2 separate regions of the Mus musculus genome follow, and region 1 is linked to region 2. The links are chromatin contacts, found by POLR2A ChIA-PET in ENCODE. All regions are on one chromosome and are shown on one strand. Each heading gives the region's core, a stretch centred on a gene start or an enhancer-like site at or near the end of the contact. The rest is flanking DNA. Distances are from core to core; before and after follow the strand shown.

Region 1 (4,370 bases), core at 1,636-4,135, 41 kb before region 2:
CTTAATGTGTGTGTGTCTGTGCATGCGCACGCATGCCATAGTGCGTATGTGTTAGTCAGAGGACAGCTTACAGGAGGTAATTCTTTCCTTTCACATGTGTATCCTGAGGGCTGAACTCAAGCTCACAGCAGTCAGCAGTCTACTCACTGGCCCTCGAGTTTTTAAGTATTAAAACTGAAAGAAACCACAGTTCCCTGGAGAATAACTGATTCCCAGCTAGTGTAAGGTCTTCTGCTAGAAAGTGAGCAAATTGGAAACATGACAAACAGACACAGTTCTTTCAACAAGACAGGACAAACTCAAGTTTGTTCATGGATATTAAAGATTTCCCATAATCTTCAAATGTCAAGGCCATAAAATATAAGAAAAGACTAAGGGACCAATACAGACCAAAGGAGACTAGGATACCTAACTAAATGCCACCCATGAAACTGGCCTAGGTATTTTTGGCTTTGGGTATAATATAAATTATATTGTTGGGATAAGTGACAAAAATTGAGTGAACAGTAAGGATTCAGTACTACTGTGTCACTGTTCATTTCTTACTTGAAGGAAATATAAAAGCATTGCAGAGTAAGGAACTGTCCTGTTAACTATTCTCAAATGTCTGGAGAAGTTCTCTATACCATATTTCCAACTTGAGTTTGAAATTGTTTCAAATGTCTTTCTCCATCCAGGGTTGTTGGTTTGTTATTGTGTTGGGGTTGTTGTTGTTGTTGTTGTCCAAAATATAGAAGAAAAAAGTAGACCCAACTCTTAGCCACTTATGGCAGCCTCAAGGCCAGTAGCTAGAAGTAAGCTTCTGTCTGAATGTGAGGCAGACACATCCGCTAAACTGTCCACTGGGAAGAATAAAGTGTGCTTGTAAGTAAGTCTGGGCTCAAAACCTAGCTTCAACATTTTTTGTTGTTGTTGTTGCTGTTGTTGTTAAGATTTATTTATTGTATGTGAGTACACTGTAGCTGTAGTCAGTCGCACTAGAAGAGGGTGTCAGATCTCATTACGGATGGTTGTGAGCCACCATGTGGATGCTTGGGATTTGAACTCAGGACCTTCAGAAGAGCAGTCAGTGCTCTTAACCGCTGAGCCATCTCTCCAGTCCTATCTTCAACATTTATAGAGTATGTTTCTTACTTGTTTCCTTATGACTTTATTTCTTTTATGTTCTTAAATGGTATGGAATCAGGAAGTACACCCTGCAGGCCTACTGTGTGTAAGGCACGATTCAAAATTAGTGAATACTGCTGGGAAGAGAGCAGGCTTGATATTTGCGTATGGTCTCATATGCTGATTCAGAGATTCTAGGAGTAGCAGTTTCTATAATGATTTACACACAAGTATAATGATTAAACAATGAAATAATGGCAAGTAATAAGTACTTGCTGCTGTTGATATAATCAGCAACATCTGCTGGAAGATGGTTTTATTATCTTCAGGCTAATACAAAGTCCAAGTGCTATTGCCAGTAATCAGAGTTCTGATGAGAAGCCAGCAAGCTCCTTTAAGAGGTTAACTCTAATTGCATCAGATTTCTAAACTATGCAATATTTCTGAATCTTACTGCTAGACCCTGGGATAAGGGGAAGAGCCCACTCCCAACAAAATTAAGCACTAAAAATATGAATAATGGAATAAAGATACTAGCCACACTAGCCTGGTGACCCGAGTTCAATCTCTTAAACCTACACAAAGGTGGAAAGGGAGAATTCCACAATATTGTCCTCTGGCTTCCACAGACATGCAGTGGCACATGTGTCCCCCTCCCCACATCATACAGTAATAGTAATAATTAATAATAACAAATATACATAAAAGATTATTTTCAAAGAATAGTTAACTATGAACATGATCTATGCACACAAAGGGCAGCTCTGATAAAGATGAGTTCCTTCTATAGTACTGGGTTTTTATTAATGTCTGAAGAATTAGCAATCACATTTCCCTCTATAGCTTCTTGAACAAACATATACCTCCAAATCCTCACAGAATATTTCTATTTTTAGTATACAGAAACAGGGAAGGAAGGAAGGAAGGAAGGAGGGAGGAAATTAAAGCTTGAAATAGAATAGAACAGCAAACAACATTAAAAAGCAAAAATCTGACCTGTCCTCCAATGGTTACCGCAATGATATTATTGGCAGAAGCTTCCAGCTCTCCATTGAACTGATCACCCAGTATTCGAAGGCGGCCAACAATGATAGCCACATCAAAAGAGTAATCCTCTCCTAAGACAGGGAAAACATGTTCACCATGTTGAAGGAACGGAAAGTCTCCTGAATCCCAGCAAAACAGAAATGTTCTATAGTTGGTCCCCCCCCACCCCCCACCCCACCCCCCACCCCCGAGAGAGAGGGTTTCTCTAGGTACCCCTTGCTGTCTACTCACTCTGTAGACCAGGCTAGCCTCTGCTACTTTTGCAATTCTTTTAAACAGTTTTGTCATTGTCTATTCTCAGTAGTAGCAGTCATATAATCTTCTCTATTGAGAAGATCCTTTATTTCAAATGTTGCTAAAAGTTTAGGACTCGCTTTTTAAAGCTTGAGAGGAACTAGAGGAAGCAGACTCTGGTTCTATTACCCACCTGTAATCACCACCTCAGATTAGGAGCCTTACCTGAGCATGGTTCATCTGCACCCGATAGGTTCCGGTTAGCAGCGTGGGATAGTGGGGTCCTGAAGTCTTTGAGTAGAGAATTCACGATGCATTCTGTTTGCTCCTCAAAAGTCCGAGGGTTTTTCATTTTAGACATTCTCCACAAAGCTTAGCAGGAAGTTAGAGAACCTGGCAAACCAGTTGTGGCTGCCTACCTCTTATTGCTTCCTAATTGGATATGTCCTAAAATAGTTCCCATTAACTTTCCAAATGAAACTGCTCAAAGGGGATGACAAAGACTTTGCAGTTCCTTATCTCAGAACCACACCCTTGCCAGTATGTAAGAGTAATGGATAGCTCTTACAGATAAACTATCTATAGCTGAAATAAACTGAAGAGGTAAGTTGAGCAATTGTAATGAATTGAAGAAGGTTCTCTTGAGTAATTTAAGAAATACTTCCTGCTAGGTTCTGTAACTGATGTAATTTCAAGGGAGGTGAGATACCAGAGGTCAACTTCTGACTTGGGCATCCCTTTGGCACAATTAGACAAATTATTTACTGAACATTTGTATGTAGAAGACTATACTTGGCACTATAGACAACACAGAAAATGACACAGGCATGGCTCCTTGTGAAGTGTACATTTCAGCAGAAATGGCAGCTACTGACAAATCACAGAGCTTCTTGTGCCCTTGAGATACGGTGGATGAGGAGAGGACAAAAGCCAATAGGCTGGGGAAGCTGCCTTACAGTAGTGACATCTGAGGCTAGGGATTTATTAGGCAAAACTAACATAAAATAAAATAAGTAAAGGACTAAGACTCGTGGAAGGCTGGCAAAGATAAAGGCCAGGACAGTGGAGGAAAAACCCTGGTTGGGCATTTGAGTAATTAAAGTAACAAGATATTTCAAAGGGAAATTATACAAATTAAGATAACACTATCTGAAATGATCTGACAATGTCTGGTATGTGGCAAATGGTAAATATCCTTTGTTTAGCTCAAAGCTTAGTAATCAGGAAACCGTGATTCATTCTTTAACAAGAAGTTTGTCCTGAAGTATTAAACTTCATTATTGTTTTTAGGAGAACTCAGGCTTGAACACTCGCCTGCAGTGGCTGCCTGATCTACAGAGTGAGTTCCAGAACAGCCAGGGCTGCACAGAGAAACCCTGTCTCAAAAACACAGAAAATAAGATTTGAAAATATTTCTCTTTTGCCCAGATTCCCATTCCTTCAAGCACAGCGGTGCCCTATTCTCAAATCTGGGCTTGGCTTCATTAATAAGGCAGCCTCTAGCTGGAGAGACTTTGTGGTCTGGGTCTCAGATACATCATTCTAACCTACCAGCAAACCTAACACCCACATTTCTCTTTTCCAGTAAAATAAACAGCTTCAATTGTAACAGTAAGAAATTCAAGCATCAACAGTAGGTCAGTTATTCAGAATGGGATTTCTATCCTGCAACATAGTCAGAAGCAATATTCTATTTTCTGCCCATTCTAAATGAATGAATGAATGAACAAAAGAACAAATATAGACAGACAGATAGACGGATGCCACACCCACTCGAGTGAAGTCTGCGTGACAGGCCTGAAGGCTTGGACGCCTGAAGGCTTGGACGCCGTCCTGAGGCAAAGAGTTTCACGGAAACTCAGGCTCCTGGAACCTTGGCAGGAATGCTCCAAACCTGTCCCTGCATTAGTCAGTGAATGGGTCTGTGTATGTTCTTTCAGTATTTTATTATAGGTGCCTCCAAGAAATGATTTTACTAAAAC
Region 2 (4,502 bases), core at 428-2,927:
TGAGAGTAAATGAAAAGCCAGTCATAGAGTTCTGGTGAGGTAGGGCAAAATGAGCAATTCATAACTAAAGCTTGTTTGTTAAGCAGATCTGTTTAACACCAGGCCTTTTTCTTGGCTATCTAAGCAGGCATGTTCATTCATTCTGTGTCTTGGTATTTCCAGGGCCAGCCCAACATGAGGACTTTATGTTCTCTAAACACTCAAGAAAGGAAGTTTCTGTGAAAATATGCAAGGGAATCTGTCCTGTGGGATTGAACATTTTGCTAACCCTGGCTCTCCAGGGAAATGAACTTCCTCCCCATTCCCAATGTTAAGAGGAGAAACTCAAACGACTTTCCTTAAAAGGTATGATAGGATAGCCTAGAAAACATTTTGTTAGGTGAAGATCCAAAGAAATCATGGATGTATGAGTGAGGACTGAAAAATATAACTGATAGAAAGGCCTCTCCTAGACCTGCTCTCTGCTCACAGGACACAGGTAAAAATCTATGGTGGTGGATAGTCAGTTAGGGGTTCAGACTGTTCTTGTAAGAAAGAACACATTTTCCATCTCCTCCTCTTTCTTTTTTTTTTTTTTTTTTTTTTTTGGTTTTCAGAGACAGGGTTTCTCTGTGTAGCCCTGGCTGTCCTGGAACTCACTCTGTAGACCAGGCTGGCCTCGAACTCAGAAATCCCGCCTGTCTCTGCCTCCCAAGTGCTGGGATTAAAGGCGTGCGCCACCACTGCCCGGCACTCCTCTTTCTTTTAGGTAGGGCCTCTCTATGTAGATCAAGTTGACAAACTCACAAGAGATCCATCTGCCTCTCCTTCCAGAATCTTGGGTTTAAAGGCATGAATCCTGGGTTTAAAGGCACGTACCATCCTACCTTACTCTTATAAATACTCGACTCCAAGAAATGTTTCTCATTTTAAGAACCAACATTTTACAGCGCGGAAGGCATATCAAGTCCCACAGAATCTCTTGAGGCTGAGTTGGCAACTGTCTACTAAGATAACCTAGTTTTCAGGGTCATTTTTCTTAAACATTATGCCAGGTCCACTTTCCGGAATCCACCGCCTTTCTACCCTTCGTGGAGGTAAGACAATTTTTGTTTACTGCATGCATGGAGGAGCTGAGTTCGGATATTTTATTTCCTAACAGATTCTACGGTGGGAGCGCTTCAGCACAGGGAGGCATCTAAATCCCTTATGCTGCCCTGAAATCGACATGGCAGCAAACAATTTAAGTAAAAACTGAGAATTCTAAACCCTCAGAGTCATCCCCAGGTAGTCAATGTCTCCCTGCGCTGCCCAATCGCTGGGATGTGATTGGGATGTTGGGGGAAAATCACACTGGTTTGGGGTGATGTCACACTAGCTGAGATGACATCTAACTGTAAGAAACCCGACCGCCACCAAACGCCGGTTAAACGACCTCGGAGACTGCTGTGCGGAGAGGACTGGGAAACCGGTCCCCACACACTGTCCACGCTGGCTCCCCACGGAGGCCCACCCACACCCGCGGCCCGGGGCAAGATGCAGTGATCTCAGCCCTCCCGCTCCTCCGCACTTCCGCCTCAGTAGGTGTCATGGCGCTAGGTGGCTGAATGGTTCCGGCGAGGCGGGGCCGGCGGGATGGAGGCGGTCGCTCGGGGCTCCACTTGTCGGGTCTGGTGACAACGGCGGCTGCGGAGCGAAGGGCCGGGCCGTGGCCCCGGACCGCAGGGGAGGCCGAGGCGGGAGCGCTCGGCGCTGAGGCGGCGGCGGCGGGAAGGGGCCGGGTGGCAGGGCAGGCGGGAGGCTGGCGAGGCTCCGGCCGCAGGACGGGCGCGGGGACGGCTCCGGGGGGCGGGGGCCGGGGCCGGGGCCGGCTCGTGCGGGGGGTATGATGACCCGGCTGCGGGGCCCCGGATCGCCTCTCCTCCGCCGCCTCCTCGCGGCGGCCCCGACTCGAGGCTGAGAACTACACACACCGGCGGTGAGTCAGGCTCGGCGAGGGGCTGGGGTCGTGGACTTTGGGAGTCGGCGCCCCGAGGTGGGACGGAGCGAGCCGCAGACTCCCTTGGGTAGCCGGCTTGCTTGGGGTGCCTCTCTCGCCAGGCCCCGCGCGGCCCTAGGCGCCTGGTCGCGAGCGGCCAGGCGCGACTGCGTGCCGGAGAAAATGGGCAGCTCCCCCTGCCTCCTGCCTTTCCCTCCAGATCGTGTTGTCCTCAGGTGACAGGGGTCCGTCTGGCATCTCCCCACCGTACAGATCTCCACCCCAACCGCGGACTGCGGTGGCAGGTTCTTGTGCTTGTGCGTGTGCATGTCACCCCACTCCCTGTAGCTGTAGTTTGGGCGTATTGGTGCCTTTGGGGACCGGGAAACCGCATCTAGAGTAAATCGTGGTGGTCGGGCTGGTATGGAAGCTTTTCTGTTCTCTTGGTTCATGTTCTGTAGTCTTTGAGTATGTAATTTGTGATGGTGGTAACGCTGTGTGGGGACCAGCCCACCTATATGTTTATCTCTGCAAGGCAAAGCTAGAGGTCTAAACTTTTGCAGTCCGTCGTCGCCTTTAAAGCCAAGAACAACAAAATCCAAAACATTAAAAGATGGAAACAACCAAAAGCCTTTGGGTAGGACCCACACTATAAACAGCTCTGTAGGGCAGCGTCCCCCTTTTGTGCTTGGCAACCGAGACCTAAAAACTTGGTCTCTAGGAGCGTTGGTCTAACCTCCAGTTTGTTGTGGTGACGAACCGTGAGCAATGGCCTGTGTGTTTATGCTGGGCGCGTTTTCTTTCCTGTTTGGGAATGGGTACTGGAACGGGAAGCCGGAGAGGGGGTGGGGGCAAGCTCCAGTAAGTGAATCTTTTCTCTACATAACCAGTGACTCAGTTGTGGATACTCATAAGATGCGCATTCTTGTCTCTTTGGTGACACTTTGAGAATTCTCAGTAGTGTAGTGCAGCCACAAACAAGAGTTTCAAATGTAGACTCCGTTGCCCCAGTCCGCTCTTTATCTTGTTTCCTAGTAACTGATGAAAACAGCAGCATGGCTTCCTGCTGTAGACGGAGTGGGGTTAAATTAAGTGGCGGATGGCCTCAGCAAAACCTACAATTTTGCTCTTGTTTGTGTAAAGCTATTTTTGATTCATGGTCTGTAAGATTTTGTTTTTTTTGTTTTTTTTTGTTTTTTTTTTGGTTAAGATGATAGAGAATGCAAACCATTGCCAATTTTTTTTGGGGGTGGGGGTTGCTCAGTTAAAAGCCTAAAGCTTCCTGTAAAACATTTAAAAACCTAACGACTCATTTTACCTCATCACTGTTATTCAACTGGTTATTTTAAGACTTTGCATGCAATTTTCTCAGGACTCAGTGTTGCAATGTGATGGAGTCTTTTAGATACTCTCCTTGGCAGCACACACCTTTAATGCCAGCACTCCAGAGGCAGAGGCAGGAGCATCTCTGTGAGTTCAAGGCCAGCCTGGGTCTACAGAGTGAGTTCCAGAACAGCCAGGGCTACACAGAGAAACCCTGTCTCAAAAAACCAAACCAACCAACCGAACAAACGAAAAAAGATACTCTTCTTGGTTTGAAGAATATTTCGGTAAAGTTTTTGAGATTGAAGCTAGAGGCTGCCAAACCGGTAAAGCAGCTGACAAAAATGTTGGCGCTGGTTGGCAGGTCGTTTTTTTGATAGCGTCCTGAACAGTTGATCTCTGGACATTGTAGTTTACAGATTTTAGAGCAAGTTGATCAGTAATGAGATTTAAAATCAAACCAGATCTTCCTCCTGAAAGGAAAAAAAATCAGAGTTGACATTTCTCTGGAAAACAGAATTCATTCCTTTTTTGTTTTTGTTTTTATAAGCACAGAACTAGCAATGCTTTGTTGGTAGCGATCAGTGAGCCAGACCTGCCTGTGAACTTACACTCGGAACTTGTGCAGCGTGTTAGCTTTGTATTTTAATTGGTTCTTTTGTAATTTGAATAACTTTGTAAGCCTGAGCAGCCTGATCTGTCAACTGTTCTTTCTTTTGGACTGTGTGACAACAATCTGTGTTTGTTACAGACCTTTCCCCTACTGCTTCTTAGCCAGTTTCTCTCCTTACAATTCATGCCATTTTGGACACAAGTTATTAAAATCATTTCCTTGAGCTAACACTTACTCTGATTTTCTTTTTGTTTGCTGTAAAGAGCACAGGCTAGTGCTCCGTTGACCAGGCTTGATCCCACTCCTGAGCTGAAGGGGTGGTCCTGCCCCAGCCTACTGAAAAGTCATGGTACCTGGGATGGGTCTCTTTTGGTTTTGATTTTGTCTTTTATCGTTTTTTAGTTGTAGAAATTCAGTTAGTATATGTAGCATAATGTATTTCTCAGTAGTGTATATTTGTTACATTTTGTGTATGCGTGCCTGTGACCGTGCGCACGCATTCAGGAAAAAACAAATTTTGGGAATTGGTTTTCTCTAATGTGGATCCAGGGGATAAACTCATTTTTAAAGGCTTAGCAGCAAGTGCCTTTACCCAATGAGCCATTTTGC

The links. ChIA-PET counts read pairs that join two places held with the same protein, here RNA polymerase II (POLR2A).
Region 1: POLR2A ChIA-PET joins it to region 2 with 10 read pairs in Patski. The contact joins the promoter of Bcl2l15 here to the promoter of Hipk1 in region 2. POLR2A ChIA-PET finds 5 or more read pairs at or near these places in 2 of 5 experiments (Patski and embryonic stem cell).

The regions. Positions count from the first base shown.
Region 1 is chr3:103,831,211-103,835,580 of GRCm38, reverse strand. Bcl2l15 (BCLl2-like 15) reads right to left here and starts at 2,885. Exons shown (of 4, transcript NM_001142959.1): 1 at 2,614-2,885; 2 at 2,104-2,225. The coding sequence starts at 2,749.
Region 2 is chr3:103,788,450-103,792,951 of GRCm38, reverse strand. Hipk1 (homeodomain interacting protein kinase 1) reads left to right here and starts at 1,677. Exons shown (of 16, transcript NM_010432.2): 1 at 1,677-1,957.